Linked DNA regions of Homo sapiens: region 2 is linked to region 1. A link is an interaction called in ENCODE POLR2A ChIA-PET data of the cell type or tissue named here. Cell type or tissue: Panc1. All regions are shown on one strand. Links, peaks and the distances in the headings refer to the core of each region. The heading gives the core; the rest is flanking DNA. Region 1 overlaps VPS45 (vacuolar protein sorting 45 homolog). Region 2 overlaps LOC124904413 (a long non-coding RNA gene).

Region 1 (8,501 bases), core at 242-8,241:
TTTTTTAAAGAGGGAGAAACCTAATAGCCACAGCTTAGACTTTGAAAATACTTAAACATAATGGTATTGAAGTCTGTGAGTTTTTCTATTTTGTTGATTAACTTTATTCACTTAGCAAGTATTCAGTAAGAATACAAAGATGAATAATCTAAAGATCCTACCTCAAGTTATTGTCTATTAGGAAAGAACATTTAAAAATAAGAAAACAAGTGCCCAGAGAGGCAGATAAAAGGGCCAAGGATTCTCAGAGTGACTAAGGGAAATTAGCAAATGTTTCACATAGAAGATAGTATATTAGCTGAGCCTTGGGTGAAAATGGACATATGGAGGGAGAGCACATTCTAGGTAGAGTTAACCACGTGAACAAGTTATAAAAGCTGTAGGCAACATACATACACAAAGAACAGCAAATAGTTGACTAGCTGGAATGTGTGTAATAAAGTGAAAGGATGATTGAATGCCATCATTGTGGAAGGCCTTGAGTGCCAGGCTTGGGAATTTCTACTTTTTTACATAGAAAATGGGGAATTATTGAAAGTAGTGATTACAAGAAACTCACGGTGTTTTAGGAGGATTAATTTGGCAGCTAAAGGTAGAAGAGGAAAAGACTGGAGAACCGTGACATGATTGTTGAATCTAAAGATTGGGGACCCTGAGAGATCCATGCTGAGCCATGTATTCTAGATAATTGGGAGTCATTAAAAGTATTTGTATACTTTTTAATTTTGTATGATTATTTGGTTTTTAATATAACTTTTCTCCTTTATTATGGAAGTAATATATGCATATTCTGAATATTTTTAATTCAGAAAGTACAAGGAGAAAAAACGTTTCCATAATCTAACCACTGTTACGTTTTAGTGTTTTCAGGCCTTTTTTTAAGCCTGTATAGACGTTTGTATGAGTGTGTGGGCAGAAAGGGATCTCATCGTACATTCTGTGTTTTAACTTTCATTTTGCAGTCTGATGTAAACGTCTTCTAGTGTTAAATATATAATCATTCATTCATTAAACAAATATTTACTGGATAAGATTTCTTGGGTTTGAATCCTGATTTCCCTCTTACTATTTTTGTAAACTTGGGCCAATTACTAACCTCTTTGTTAGTGTCCAGAACTCACTGGCTATTTATATATTTCTTTTGTGAATTGCTAGTTCATATTCTTTGCCCATTCCACAATTGAAGTATTCCTTTTTTTCTTAATAATTTTTTTAATTCTATTTATATAAATAAGGTTATTGGCCATTTGTCTAGTATTTATTTTGCAAATCTTTTTCCTCTATATTTTTGTTTTATACTATTCACAGTGTTTTGTTGTATAAAAGTTTTGTTGTTATTACTTTAATTTTATATGGTCACAGTTACCTGTGATTTCTGCCTTTGGTGTCATGCCTAGAAAGTTATTTCCTACACAAGATTATATAAATACTAAGATGCATTTTAAAAATTATTTTTAGGATACATATTTAACATGATATCTTTACAGTCTATCAGAATTTTAGTTTTGTGTAAACTGTGCTGTAGGGTTTCCTTTTATAACTTCTACAGAAATATTACAGTGAGAAATATTACAGTGAGGGGCTTTTTTCTTCTTGACACCAAATACACCATGTCTTTCCCAACACCATTTTTCCAATTCTCCAGACACCAACTGGATATTTAGCAATTTGATTCAATTCTGACACGATCTACCTGGAGTTAGCATCTCATCTCAAAGTTAAAAGGGCTTAACCCCACAAGACCACCCCTACTTCAGATGCCAGTCACAAGTTCCAGACCACCCGTATTTCGGGAGTGACTGGTTGTAAATCAGGGGTTCCCATGACCCCTTCCTCAGGTTTGATAATTTACTAGAACAGTTCACACAACTCAGGAAACCACTTTACTGCATTTGCCAGTTATTACAAAGGATACAACTCAGGAACAGCCAAATGTAAGAGATGCATAGGGCAAGGTATAGGGGTGGGGTGTGGAGTCTCCATGCCTGCTCTAGGAACACCCACCCCACCCCAGCACCTTGATACGTTCACCAACCCACAAACTCTTCGAACACTATTGGGTAGGGGTTTTTATGGAGGTTTCGTTATGTGGGCATGCTTGATTAAATCATTAGCCCCTGGTGATTGATTCAGGCTCCAACTGTTTTCCCCACCCTGGAGGTTCAGGGGTGGGACTGAAAATTCAAAGTTTCTTATTAAGGCTTGGCCTTTCCGGCAACTAGCCCTCATCCTGAAGCTATCTAGAGGCCCACCAAGAGTCATCTCATTGAAACAAAAGACACTCCCGTCACCCTCAGTACTCAGAAAATTCTTAGGGAATTAGGAGCTCTGTGCCAAGAATGGGGACAAAGACCAAATATCTTTCTGTGATACCACATACATACACTTACACACAGTTATTTCATTATGTACGGAAAAGTATATAAATGATAAACAGCTCAGTAAAACATTGCAAAGTGAATATATCTATGAGATGACCTCTGAGTGTAATGATCAAGAAATAGCACATTGCCAGCACCCCCAGCAGCCTTTCTTATTCCTCATGCTCCCTCCTTGTCACAAATCCGTGCAAAGTATTCATTATTATGACTTCTGTCACCGTAGATTAGTTTTACCTGTTCTTAAAAGATATTTTTTGAATAAAAGAAGAAATAAGCCAGGCGTGGTGGCTCCCACCTGTAATCCCAGCACTTTGGGAGGCCAAGGTGGGTAGATCATTTGAGGTCAGGAGTTTGAGACCAGCCTGGCCAACATGGTGAAACCCCGTCTCTACTAAAAATACAAAAATTAGCCAGGCGTGGTGGCAGGCGCCTGTAGTCCCAGCTACTCAGGAGGCTGAGGCAGGAGAATGCTTGAACCTGGGAGGTAGAGGTTGCAGTGAGCCGAAATCATGCCACTGCATTCCAGCCTGGGTGACAGAGAGAGACTCTGTCTCAAAGAAAAAAAGAAGAAGAAGAAGAAGAAATAAAGGCTACACTTAATCTATTTCTGCCTTTCTCACAAATAATATAAGAATATTAAAATGTTTTAACTGTAATCACTTTCCTCCCAATTTGTACACTATCATTGTCCAGTGTTTTGGTTTTACCTTTTTAAATTCCCAAATTAATCATTATTTTCAGTAGTTAATGTTTATCTATATTTACTCACATATTTGCCCCCTTTTCCCCCTCCACTTTGTTTCTTTCCTCCTGGCTCTTTCTTCAATCCAATTTTCTTCTAACTAAAGAACACTCTTGCCTGAATCCCATGCCTGTACTCCCAGCGCTTTGGGAGGCCGAGGTGGGCAGATCACTTGAGGTCAGGAATTCAAGACCAGCCTGGCCAACATGGTGAAATCCCATCTCTCCTGAAAAATGCAACAATTAGCCAGGCGTGGTGGCACATGCCTGTAATCCCAGCTACTCAGGAGGCTGGAGAATTGCTTGAACCGGGGAGGTGGAGGTTGCAGTGAGCCAAGATCGAGTCACTGCACTCCAGCCTGGGCAACAGAGCAAAACACCATCTCAAAAAAAAAAAAAAAAATTATTGGCCAGTAGTTTAGGAGGCCATGGCGGGAGGATCATTTGAGCTCAGAAGTTTAAGACCAAACCTGAGCAATATAGAGTGACTCTGTTTCTAAAAAAAAAAAAAAGGTAAAATTAGCTGGGCATGGACTAGGCATGGTGGCTCACACCTGTAATCCCAGCACTTTGGGAGGCCAAGGCAGGCGGATTGCTTGAGCCCAGGAATTCAAGAGGAGTTCAAGGAGTTCAGGCTGGGCAACATGGTGAAACTTTGTCTCTACAAAAAAACACAAAAATTAGCTGGGCATGGTAGCATGTGTCTGTGGTCCCAGCTACTTGGGAGGCTGAGGTGGGAAGATCACAAGCCTGGGAGATTGAGGCTGCAGTGAGCCGTGATCATGTCACCACCCCCCAGCCTATCTGAACAAGACCCTGTCTTAAAAAAAAAAAAAAACTTTAGTATTTTTTTCAGCTATTGTTCATTTTGATGCCTTTGTCTAAAAGTGTCTTAATTCAGCCAAGTTTAGAATTTCAGGTTGATAATTTTCACTTACTTAAAAGTAAGACAACAATGGAATGCTGTATTACTTGGTATGAAAAAGTCATGTTTGGCATAATTTCTGGAAATTTTACAGTCATTATTTCTTTGACTGTTGCTTCTCTTTCATCTCCTGTTGTCTATCCTTCTGGAATTACTGTGAGATATATGTTAAACCTTCATCTATTCTTCAGGTCTCTTAATCTCTCATTTATGTTATCCATCTGCTATCTGTCTGTGCTGTCTTCTGTATAATTTTTTCAGATCAGTGTTCCAGTTTAGTAATTCTTTCTTCAGCTATATCTAATCTATGTTTAATTTGTCTACTAAGTCCACTAATATTATATTTTTATGCTCACGAGTTCTATTTTGCTTCTTTTTCAAATTTGCCTGATGTTTTTGTTAGTATCCTCTTTTTTTCTCATGTTTTCAAATCCTTTATTTTTCCTAAACCACATTAACTCTATAATCTGAAGTATGTGTAGGTCTAATTCTGCTGTTATATCTGCTAACATTAACTCATGATGAAGCATTTCTGCATGTGTTCTGTGATTTTGACTTATGAGTTATCTTAAGAAGGATTTTATCTATAGCACCCGTGAGGAGCTGACATTCAAGATACATCTCTCTTGCATATTCTTCTTTCATTTTTGCTAGGTACCCCAAGAGCATTGTCAGTCTGGAATCATTTTTATGTTAGTTGCTATACATAAGGGTTCCTGAACCTTGCAAAGCATATCTCCTTGTGCAGATAGATTTTTTTAGTCCACTTTTTCAGTGAGGGTCTCTATATTACATGGAAATCTCAATTTTGATTTATTTTCTTACCGAGGCCTAAGCCTTCTTTCCTGACCCTCTGTGGCTACTAAAACACAGTGCCCTTGTTTAATAACACTGGCACACACCTATTAGATAGTTGTAGCATCAGTTTATACTTATCAAGCTAAGTTTTGGTTCCCTTTTTGTGCTGACCCTTAGCAATTCCTCTCACTTTCCAAAGAAGTTAGATATTCATTTAAAAGAATGTTTGTCATTTTTTATCCTGCATTTGTATGTGTTTTATTACAAGATAATTTTCACCTTATATAATCTCCCTTAATTCTAGAAATGGAAGTGTCAGTGTGGTTATGATCTTGGGAGTGGATAAAATGGTAGTGACATTATAGAAACTCCATTTTGAACATCAGTAGATGATATGATTTGGAAGGATAGCCATGCATCCTAAAATGTCAAACTGAGGGTTTTGTACCTAATTCAAGGGCACCTCTTGAATATTTTTGAGCACAGAAGTGACATAATATTATTAGAGCTATTTTTTCAAGTGTCTCCCTTTGCTGCTAATAAAGCAATAATAGTTCATACTTATTGAGTAGATACTGTATGCTAGGCACTGTACTGAAAGTACTTTAAATCTATTAATTCATTGAATCCTCACATAAAGTTTGTACTATTATTATCTTTATATATGGAAACTGAGGCACAGAGAGATTAACTTATTCAAGTAAACATGACTAGTAAGAGATGGAGCTAGTATTGGAAGCCAGAACCCATGCTTTTAACCACTATGCATTTCCTTCCTCAGTATTACTTGAATGCCTAATGCTGCATTATTCTCTAAATAATATTTAATAATTTAGGGTGCAGAAGGTTTTATTACTTGATGGTAGCCATATGGGATTTTGTCTTCTTGATCCAAATGAGTTATTTCATGAATGTTTAGTTAATCATATGCTTTTAAATAGGCTTCCATATCAGAATTCAAAAAGATGATTTGACCCTTAAGTGATTCCTCTGAGAGTTAATATTTCTCACTATTTGTAGCCTTATGGCCAGGGACTAAGAATTGTAGCATCATCCCTTTAATCTGAAATATCAGCAGGTTAAAATTAAACATATATATCTCCATTTAAAAAAATAGGCCAGGTGCAGTGGATCACACCTGTAATCCTAGCACTTTAGGAGGCCGAGGCAGGCGGATCATGAGGTCAGAAGATCGAGACCATCCTGGCTATCACAGTGAAACCCCATCTCTACTAAAAATACAAAAATTAGCTGGGCGTGGTGGCGTGCACCTGTAGTCCCAGCTACTCAGGAGGCTGAGGCAGGAGAATCACTTGAACCTGGGAAGCAGAGGTTGCAGTGAGCCGAGACTGTGCCACTGCACTCCAGCCTGGGCTACAGAGGGCGACTCCGTCTCAAAAAATAATAAAATAATAATAATAATAATAAGTAGGGGGGCCAGGCATGGTGGGTCATGCCTGTAATCCCAGCACTTTGGGAGGCCAAGGTGGGCGGATCACCTGAGGTCATGAGTTTGAGAGGAGCCTGGCCAACATGGGGAAACCCCATCTCTACTAAAAATACAAAAATTAGCCAGGCATGGTGACAGGCACCTATAGTCCCAGCTACTCAGGAGGCTGAGGCAGGAGAATCGTTTGAACCTGGGAGGCGGAGGTTGCAGTGAGCCGAGATCGCACCACTGCACTCCAGCCTGGGCAGCAAGAGTGAGACTCTGTCTCAAAAATAAATAAATAAATAAATAAGTAAAAATAAAAAATTAAAAATAAGTTGGGGGCCAGGCATCGTGGCTCAGGCCTGTAATCCCAGCACTTTGGGAGACCGAAGTGGGCAGATTGCTTGAACTCAGGAGTTTGAGACCAGCCTGCGCAATGTGGCGAAACTCCATCTCTACCAAAAATACAAAAAAGTAGCCAGGTGTGGTGGCGCCACCTGTGGTCTCAGGTACTTGGGAGGCTGAGGCAGGAGAATCGCTTGAGTCCGGGAGGCGGAGGCTGTAGTAAGCTGAGATCGTACCACTGCACTCCAGCCTGGGTGACAGAGCAAGACCCTGTCTCAAAATAAATAATATAAGTTGGATTTAGATAGAAAGATAGATTAGTAAAGATTTTTTATATGTCTTTGTAATTTAGTCATAGTACATACAAAAATACATGTTTTAGATGTGTTTGACTAATTAATAGTGCTATGGGCTGGGCACGGTGGCTCACGCCTGTAATCTCAGCATTTTGAGCACTGTGGAAGGCCAAGGCAGGCATATCACTTGAGGCCAGGAGTTCGAGACCAGCCTGCCCAACATGGTGAAACCTCGTCTCCACTAAAAAATACAAAAATTAGTTGGGTGTGATGGTGTGTGCCTGTAATCCCAGCTACTCGGGAGGCTGAGGCACGAGAATCACTTGAACCCAGGAGACAGAGTTTGCAGTGAGCTGAGATGGCACCATTGCACTCCAGCCTGGGTGACAGGGCAAGACCCTGTCTCAAAAAAAAAAAAAAAAAGGTACTATGAATAAAACTTCATTTTCTGTTCAAAAAAGTAGAAAAAAGAAAAAAAAATGAAACATCTAGGGTTTTCCTTAAATTAGTGTTCAAGTTCCTGACAAATGACCTTTTGTTTTTTTGGGGACGGAGTCTTGCTCTGTCGCCCAGGCTGGAGTGCAGTGGTTTGATCTCAGCTCACTGCAACCTCTGCCTCCCGGATTCAAGCAATTCTCCTGCCTCAGCCTCCAGAGTAGCTGGCACTACAGGCGTGCACCACCACACCTGGCTAATTTTTGTATTTTTGGTAGAGACGGGGTTTCACCATGTTGGCCAGGCTGGTCTCGAACTCTGGACCTCAAGTGATCCACCTGCCTTGGCCTCCCAAAGTGCTGGGATTACAAGAGTGAGCCACCGCACCCGGCCTCAACAAATCATCCTTATATAAAATTAAGAAGGTAAGGCAGTCCTGCGAAGGCCTTATGCTAGATTCTTCCAGCTATTGTCAGCGTTGGTATCTCTGTGTGACCTAATAGCATGCTAAGCAGTACACTGTATTACATTTGAGCAGATATCTTAGCAATAAAGATTCAATAAAATTTTGGACAGAATTGTTCACTGGCTTCCTGACCAAAGAAACTTTTGCAAAGAGGGAGTTGCTATGGCAATCACCAAACAGGAAAAAATATTAGTTGATTTTTGCAACACATAAATGATTCAATATCAAGTGTTTATAGTTTACTTTTGTAAATAGATAGCCCTAGCCAATAAGTAAATAGTGAAATTTATCATACCAGTAAGAAGATTATGGAATTTATATTTCAGAGGCCAGTTATTGTGAAGGCTTAAGTAACTGAAAGCAATAGTTTCACCTTTGAATGGAAAGGCTCAATTTTCATGATGAATGTAGGATACCTTGGGTATTACTAACATATTTAGTAAGTTTACAACTCTTAATACATATTGGAATCTTAGACTCTCAGTAATGGAAAGGCTAATATTTTTTAAAAATCAGTTTTATACCTGGATATAGTAGGGCTGCAGTGAACTAGCAATAATATGATATGGAGGAGAAAACATTGAATAATTTGTTTCTGTGAATTATTAGGGTTTAATTTTGTAGGAGTTTTAGTGTATAATTTTCTCTGTAATATATGGGTTATTTCTTAAGGAAACAGGCC
Region 2 (8,501 bases), core at 361-8,360, 54 kb before region 1:
CTTCAACACATCTCTCCATATGACATATGTTAATTACAAGGAGAAAAATAGTAATTTTACAGTGGAGAAAGCCTGCAGACACCAGGTAAACCAAGTGATCAAAGTTAATATCACCAATGATAAGATATATCAACATTATGTATGCCATGATATTGAGAAGGCTACATCACTTTTTTGATATTTCTGCCAAAAATGCACAATCTCAATCTAATAATGAGAAAACATTAGATAAACCCATATTGACGGATATTCTACGAAACAACTGACCAGTGTGCTTAGAAAGAGTAATTTAGTTAATAGTATTTTACCAATGATAATTTCCCAGTTTTGGTCTTTGTACTATGGTTATGTAAGAAGTTAATATTGAAGGAAGTTTGGTAAAGAGTATAAGGGAACTCTCTATTTTTGCAACTTTTCTGTAAGTTTTAAATTTCAAAATAAGAAGTTGAAAAAGTAACAATTTTCTTAAAATCTATAATCCAAACCTTATTAATTTATCTTCCTCTTTATTCTCAGAGAGGCCAAATTGGTAAGTTCTCCCATGAGTTGACTAGTGTCACTGGCAGAGGAGCTAAGAATAGTTCTCCATGGGTCAACTGTCTTCTCCATATACTACATGCTTCTGTAAGGAGATTGGATGATGACGATACACAATAATCTTGTATTTGTAAGTAGTAAGAACAACTATTTTAAAATGAAAGGATTCAGTCTTTTCTCTTAGAGGTGTTCATTAGTTTTTAATCATGAAATAAAATTATTGCCCATGATTCTGAGGTTCTGTGTCTTGATACTCTAAAACATTATATACAGTGAAACAGCATTCTGTTAGGATTTGTCCAATAAAGTACTTTTCATTATCATAATGTTTTAAACATGTAGACTCAGTAATCCTTACTCTAAGAATGTAGAGATATGACTGTGCTAAGGCAATAAGTATGAATAAACAGAAATGTATAGCTAGCTAACATCACAGCTTAACTCAAAAGGTCTGAACCAAGCCTAAAGCAGAAAAGTATGACAAGTGAAAGCACTGCCCAAATGCCCTTGGAGCATAATTATGAGCCCATTTTAAGGGGCAAATACTAATAGAATTGGATGAAGGATTGTGGGACAGAAGATTTAGGGGTAAAGAATAGTATTAAAGCTCAACGGAAAGAGAACAAAAACTACTCAATCTCCTTGTATTCGCTCAGCCCCCAATAATCTTGACCCTCTACTGCTTTGCTACTCAAAATGTGGTCCATGGAACGCCAGCACCAACATCATCTGGAGCTAGTTAAAAACAAAGGATATAGGCTGGTGCCTTTAATCCCAGCACTTTGGGAGACCAAGGCGGGGCCAATCACTTGAGTCCAGGAGTTCGAGATCAGCCTGGGCAACATGGAAAAATCCTGTCTCTACAAAAAAATACAAATAAATTAATGGGCATGGTAGCACATCCCTGTACTCCCAGCTACTCAGGAGGCTGAGGGAGGAGGGTCACCTGAGACCAGGAGTTTGAGGTTGCAGTAAGCCGAGTTATGATTGTAGCACTGCACTCCAGCCTGGGTGACAGGCTGTTTATTTTTTGAGACTGGGTGACCCTGTCTTGAAAAATAAAAATAAGTAAATAAATTAAATAAATAAAAATACATGATGTAATAAGACCTCATCCCAGATCCATTGACTAAAAAATCTTCATTTTAGCAAGATCCACACTTGATGAATCCCCAGGAGATTTGTACATGCACATTAAAGTTTGATCAACATTTCCCAAACACATTGAGTTTTAAGGAAATAAACAATAAGATATGTCATACCACATTAATCTCCAAATTGGTGGTTTAAGTAGCTTGGTATTTCATTAGACAGCCTTTCAATCTCACTTTAGAAGAGAAAAGCACAATAAAACATCCAGTATAAAAGGTATTTTAGGTATTCTTTATGCTTATCTGTCAGAGACTAGTTAGGAAAAAATATTTCTTTTACAATAAATTTCTTATTTTATAATTTTCTTACAAAATATACCAAATCTGTGTTTTAAAGTAAATATATTATGTATTAGACATTTTTAAAGAATACTGACAAATTAAGGTACTGAATGCAAATATATACTTTCTTACTTTCTTTTCTTTTTTTTTTTTTTTTTTGTGACGGAGTCTTACTCTCTTGGCCAGGCTGGAGTGCAGTGGTGTGATCTCGGCTCACTGCAACCTCTGCCGCCCAGGTTCAAGCGATTCTTCTGCCTCAGCCTCCTGAGTAGCTGGGATTACAGGTGCCTGCCACCACACCTGGCTAATTTTTGTAGTTTTTACTAGAGACAGGGTTTCACCATCTTGGCCAGGCTGGTCTTGAACTCCTGACCTCGTGATCCACCCCCCCCCCCCCCGCCTCCCAAAATGCTGGGATTACAGACATGAGCCACCGCACCTGGCCACTTTTCATATTCTTTCTTTTTTTTTTTTGAGACAGAGTTTCACTCTTGTTGCCCAGGCTGGAGTGCAATGGCGCAATCTCGGCTCACCGCCTCCTCCTCCTCCCAGGTTCAATCGATTCTCCTGCCTCAGCCTCCCGAGTAGCTGGGATTACAGGCATGCGCCATCACACCCGGCTAATTTTGTATTTTTAGTAGAGACGGGGTTTTTCCATGTTGGTCAGGCTCGGTCTTAAACTCCCAACCTCAGATGATCTGCCCGCCTCAGCCTCCTAAAGTGCTGGGATTACAGGCACGAGCCACCATCATATTCTTTCTTTAATGCCCAGTCTAGGTAGGGAAGATTAACATTTACTAATATGTTCATTAAAATAAACATAAAACTCGGCTACTCTGGGCACACTGCCTATGGAGCAGCCTTGCTCTTCAAAGAGAGGGAAAAAAAGAAAGAAAAATTATTTTAAAATTATTTTAAAACATAAACATAAAACTTAATAACAATGTAAATACAAAATATTCAGCTAAAAGTTGGAAGGGTTCAGACCAATATGAATTACATGATCCATTACATCTGTTTGCCATTGCAAACAAACAAAAAAAACCAGCAGTCTTTTGATTTAGAATATTTTTAGTCATCTCAACCATTTCATGAAATAGAAGATAGTTTAAAAGAGAAAAAAAATCCAGGATAGAAGTAGGGCCATATGTTCCTATTTAATATTGGCATATAAAAGAGAAAATACAAGTAATATCAGCGTGACTCCTTCAGTGAGATTTCAATGCCTCATCTCACATATTTTCAGGCTATTAGGTGACATCTAGGGCTGAAGGATTTATTCACCAGTTAGCATCTGTTAGGTGATGAACTGTGTCCCTGCAAAATTCCTGTGTTGAAGTCCTGACCTTCAGTATCTCTGTATGGGATTGCATTTGGAGAAAGGGTCTTTAAAGAGGTAATTAAGGTTAAACGAGGTCATTAGGGTGGGCCCTAATATGATTGGTGTCCTTATGAGAAGAGATTAGGAGATTAGGACACAGACACCACATAGAGACCATGTGAAGACACAGGAGAAGACAGCCATCTATGAGAGGCCTCAGAAGAAACCAACCTTTGACACTTGACCTTAGACATCTAGCCACCAGAACTATTGAGGAAATACGTTTCTATTGTTTAAGCTACTGAGTCTGGGGGTACTTCGTTATTGCAGCCCTCTCAAACTTACATAGCATCTGACATACAAGATATGCAATAGGTATTTACTGAAGGAACGAAGGTTACAGTTTATCCAGCAATTAATTCTGCCCAAAGCTGAGGCTGAAGGTTGACTTTCCACCAGTAAAGTCAGATTAAATATTTATTATGCAGTAAGACAGGCAAAAAGCTATTATTAAATATGAGGAATATCCACATACCCTCTACCCATCTTAAGAAATGAAGCATCAGCATTATAGTTGAAGCACCTATGCTCTGGTTCCCAGTGGCATCCCACTTGCTCCCATGCTAGAAATAACCACTAATTGAATTTGGTTATCATTCTCGTGTAGGATTTATTTTTTCTCTTTTCTTTTCTTTTCTTTTTTTTCTGAGACCGGGTCTTGCTGTCCCCCAGGCTGGACTGCAGTGGAACGTTCATGGCTCACTGCAGCCTCAAGCTCATCGCACCCGGCTGACTAAAACAAAAAACAAAAAACAAAAAAAATTTTTTTTGTTTAATTTGTAGAGATGGTGTCTCCTTGTGTTGTCCTGGCTGGTCTCAAACTTCTGGCCTCCAACAATCCTCTTGCCTTGGCCCGCAAATGCTGGGATTATAGGCGTAAGCCACTGTGCCCAGCCACATGTAGCATTTCTTCATACACCTATCTATAGGTTTGTAGCCCTAAACAATATACTATTATTTTTTGCATGTTTTCAAATGTTATATAAATAATATCATACTCTACAAGGACTATGTATGTTGTTTCTATACCCCTACCATCTTTTTGAGAGTCAACCATATGGATGCCCTTAACTCTGGTTTATTTGTCTTAACTGCTAAATATGAATATAGTATTTTGTTATAAAATCATACCATGATTTATTTATTTATTCTTCTGTTGACGGACATTTAGGTTGTTTTCAACTTTTTTGCTATTATCAGCAATACTGTTAAGAACATTCTCATACGTGTCTCACATACATGTGAGAGTTCTCTAGGGCAACGATTTCCAATTCCTTTCATGACCGCACATAGGAAATCTTGGAAAAGCATATAGGTAAAAAAAAGGAGGCTGTTCATAGCCAGCAGTGACCTGCCCAGGGGCTCTGGCTGCCCCAAGACCTGCTTGGCTACTCCTAGCCTAATAACAAGTGTGGGGACAAGAGTGACTTTATTTTAAATGCTAATCTGCCACGTAACTTCTGACTAACCCCGAGTCTGGGAATGCCTCCAGAATGTCTAAATGATGTATTAGTCTTTATGTAAGAACTTCTATTCACTGTAAGTTTCCTCCTAAACCACACTTGATGCAATTGCAGAAATCATAGGCTGTGATGCCCACAGCCACCTACATACTCCTTCCAGATCACATATACTTTCCCTAAGATATAAGCCCTGGGTCTGGAAGGTTTCGATGCAGAGATCTACCTGTCATGCAGCTGCCCAGAACCATATTTCTGTCTGTACATTCCCCTAATAAATCACTCAAAACTGACAAACTGGATTTGTCTGCCTCCTTCTTTGCCTTCTCAGCTCCTTCAGCATTTGGGGGCCACTTTGCACATATGGCCCTTTCACGGAACAAAGAAAGGAAGCTTCCTTGGGAGTTTCCATGGAAGGAAGAGGGAAATATACCAAGGGGACGAATTTTTGAGTACAAGAGTATGTACAGTATATCTTTAGCTTTTTAATGTCCACATTGCTCTCCAAAATGTTATACCAATTTTTACACTTCTGCTGGCAATATATGAAGTGTTGTTCTACATTTTCACCAACACTTGGTATTATCAGACATTTTAATTTTTGGATATGAAATGGTAATTCCATTGTGACTTTAATTTGCATTTTTTAGATTACCATTGAGCATCTCTTCGAATGTTTACTAGTCATTTATTTCATTTTCAGCGAATTCCCTTTTCTAATCTTTTGCCAAGAAATTATGTCTTACTCTGAGCAACTGTTCTTTTCTACCTGTGTTAGCTAGGAATCTCTCTTAAACAAAAGCACATTCTATTTTATATATCAGAGCAACTTACAAAACTACCATAGTGCACAGTCTACATTTTGAAAGCTGCTAATCTATAAAATGGTCTAGAACTGATTAAAAAGTGAAGGGGGAAACCTGACATACATTTGTTTTCTTTTTCTTCTTCTTTCTTTTTTTTTTTTTTTTTTTTTGAGACGGAGTTTCACTCTTGTTGCCCAGGCTGGACTGCAATGGCGCGCGATCTCGGCTCACTGCAACCTCCACCTCCCGGGTTTAAGCGATTCTCCTGCCTCAGCCTCCTGAGTACCTGGGATTACAGGCATGCACCACCACGCCCGGCTAATTGTGTATTTTTAGTAGAATCAGAGTTTCACCATGTTGATCAGGCTGGTCTCAAACTCCTGACCTCAAGTGATCCACCCATCTCCGCCTCCCAAAGTGCTGGGATTACAGGCGTGACCCACCAAGGCTGGCCCTGACTTATACTTATAACAAGCTCAAATCACCAAAAATTTCACTCAGACTAGATCATTTCATCCTTGGGAATGCAAAGATCTTATTTAACTAAATTTTCAGTTACTCAGGTCTCTGAGTATATTACCTGTAGTTTCTGCAGATAGAAATGGTTCTAGGCTAGGCATGGTGGCTCATGCCTATAATCCCAGCACTTTGGGAGGCCAAGGCAGGCAGATCACTTGAGGCCAGGAGTTCGAGACCAGCCTGGCCAACATGGTGAAACCCTGCCTGTACTAAAAATACAAAAATTAGCCAGTTTGGTGGCGGGCACCTGTAGTGCCAGTTATTGAGGAGGCTGAGGCATGATAATCACTAGAACCCAGAGGCAGAGGTTGCAGTGAACCAAGATGGCACCACTGCACTCCAGCCTGGGTGACAGAGCAAGACCGTCTCAAAGAAAAAAAAAGAAATGTTTCTTGCTGTGGAGTGGTTGCAATACAGAAATCCAGTTTCTTTGGCCATCTCAAAATGCTACAAATGGTGAACTTATTTGTAATAAAAAGTATGAATTCAGGATCGTTATTTTAAAGGAGTCTGCACAGGATTTGATAGCTGGTTGGTAGTCATGCTACAAGCCAACTCAGCTATAATATTCTCACTGTGGCTATTATCAATTTACCTACTCAGAAAGGTGGAATCACTGAAATTATTGAATGTGCAGACAGAACTCTTCATGCAGATAATTTTTACTCAATGATTTAAAGCTATTAAATGCTTTTGCTACCATAAAGCTCAGCACATCACAGTTGGTGAACTGTGATGAAAATTTAACAAATTCTGTTTGATTTGAGGCTGCGTAGACACTAAGCCTCTGAAATCACTTGAAGCATATTTTTCCTAAGTTTTTTCTTCATAAAAATTGCATGTTTTACAAATTATGATGGAGCAGGTCAAATCTTCCCATTAGTATTTCTATTATTGTATAGTAATACAAGATCAAGTCTTAATGGAAATTATATTTAGAAGCTATGGATGACATTTTCTGAAATTGATTCTATGTTTAAATTTTCTTGTCAATGGGAAATACATATAACCATAAGTGAAAAATAAGCTAAAACATGTTTACCTTTTGATTTCTAATAATCGAAGCTGATATTTATTGAGCATTTACTATGCACCAGGCACTGTGTAAAATACTTTTTTGCACATTATTTCATTTAATTCTCACAAATTCATGAGGTAGGTTACGTTATTACCATTTATCTGATGAAGAAATGGTTAGAGAAATTAAGAACACTGCACAAATACTAGTTGTATGACACAAGTAATCCTTTCTTTCTTTCTCTTTCTTTCTTCTTTTCTCTCTTCTCTTCTCTTCTCTTTTTTCTTTTCTTTTCTTTCTGGCAGAGTCTCACTCTGTTGCCTGGAGTGCAGTGGCATGAACATGGCTCACTGCAGCCTCGATTTCCAGGGCTCAAGCAATCCTACCGCACGCTTCTCAAGTAGCTGGGACCACAGATGTACCCGCTACACCTAGCTAATTTTTAAATTTTGTGTAGAGACAAGGTTTAGCTATGTTGCCCAGGTTGGTCTCAAATTCCTGGGCTCAAGCAATCCTCCTGACTTAGCCTCCCAAAGTGCTAGGATTACAGGCATGAACCACTGTGCCTGGCCAATACTGCCATTCTTTATGCAAATATTTTTTTCAATTGTTATCAAGTAGGAAATCTAATTAACTTCAGTTTCATTGAATTTCATCTTTACTTCCTTCCTATCCATGGCTTATGAGAGAAGTGTTAACATGAAGCAACAAGGATTATAGTAAATAGAGAATTAATAATCTAAAATAACTGAGTTGGCCATATTGTTATTATAATTATGCTGAAGCTTATTTACATATTCTTTGTTTTGTGTTGAAGCCTTGAGCTCTGGTGGGGGAAAATCATGATTTTGATTAAACACAAAATGGGCAGTTAAACCTCTAAATAGTATACATGGAGAAAGCTGAAGTACATTTAATTATTTAGATAATCATTCCTGATTATTTAACTTACATATTTACAAGCCTAAATAAAATGTACAAATGTAAATAGTGCTTTTTTTTTTGGAGACAGGTCTCACTCTGTCACCCAGGCTGCAGTGCAGTGGCACACTGTAACCTCAACCTCCTGGGCTCAGGTGATCCTCCCATCTCAGCCTCCCAAGTAGCTGGGACTGGAGGCGCTGGCCACCATGCCCAACTAATTTTTTGTATTTTTTTGTACAGACAGAGTTTCATCATATTGTCTAAGCTGGTCTTGAACTTCTGGACTCAAACGATTGGCCTCGCCTTGGCCTTCCAAAGTGTTGGGATTACAGGAGTAAGCCACGTGCCTGACCAATACTGCATTTTTTGACTTCCTGTTTTCTATCCTTAAAGCACTGATTTCTTGGACCCAGTGAAAACAAA

What was found. Peaks named below come from ENCODE experiments on the same cell type or tissue, not always from the same donor. Only the 100,000 strongest peaks of a DNase experiment are listed, where the experiment ranks them.
Region 2: POLR2A ChIA-PET joins it to region 1 with 9 read pairs; 6 of 35 experiments call an interaction of 5 or more read pairs at or near these places.

What each region holds. Positions count from the first base shown.
Region 1 is chr1:150,110,960-150,119,460 of GRCh38, forward strand. The region is part of intron 14 of VPS45 (vacuolar protein sorting 45 homolog); the gene reads left to right. Among named protein-coding and RNA genes, the nearest start is that of PLEKHO1, 35 kb to the right of the region's middle. In Panc1, for the core only: no CTCF peak of the experiment used is centred there; no DNase peak of the experiment used is centred there.
Region 2 is chr1:150,056,943-150,065,443 of GRCh38, forward strand. LOC124904413 (a long non-coding RNA gene) reads left to right here. Exons shown (of 3, transcript XR_007066598.1): 3 at 517-581. It also overlaps a transcript of OTUD7B not described here. Among named protein-coding and RNA genes, the nearest start is that of VPS45, 6.6 kb to the right of the region's middle. In Panc1, for the core only: no CTCF peak of the experiment used is centred there; a DNase peak (open chromatin) is centred at 4,855; H3K27ac peaks cover 892 bases.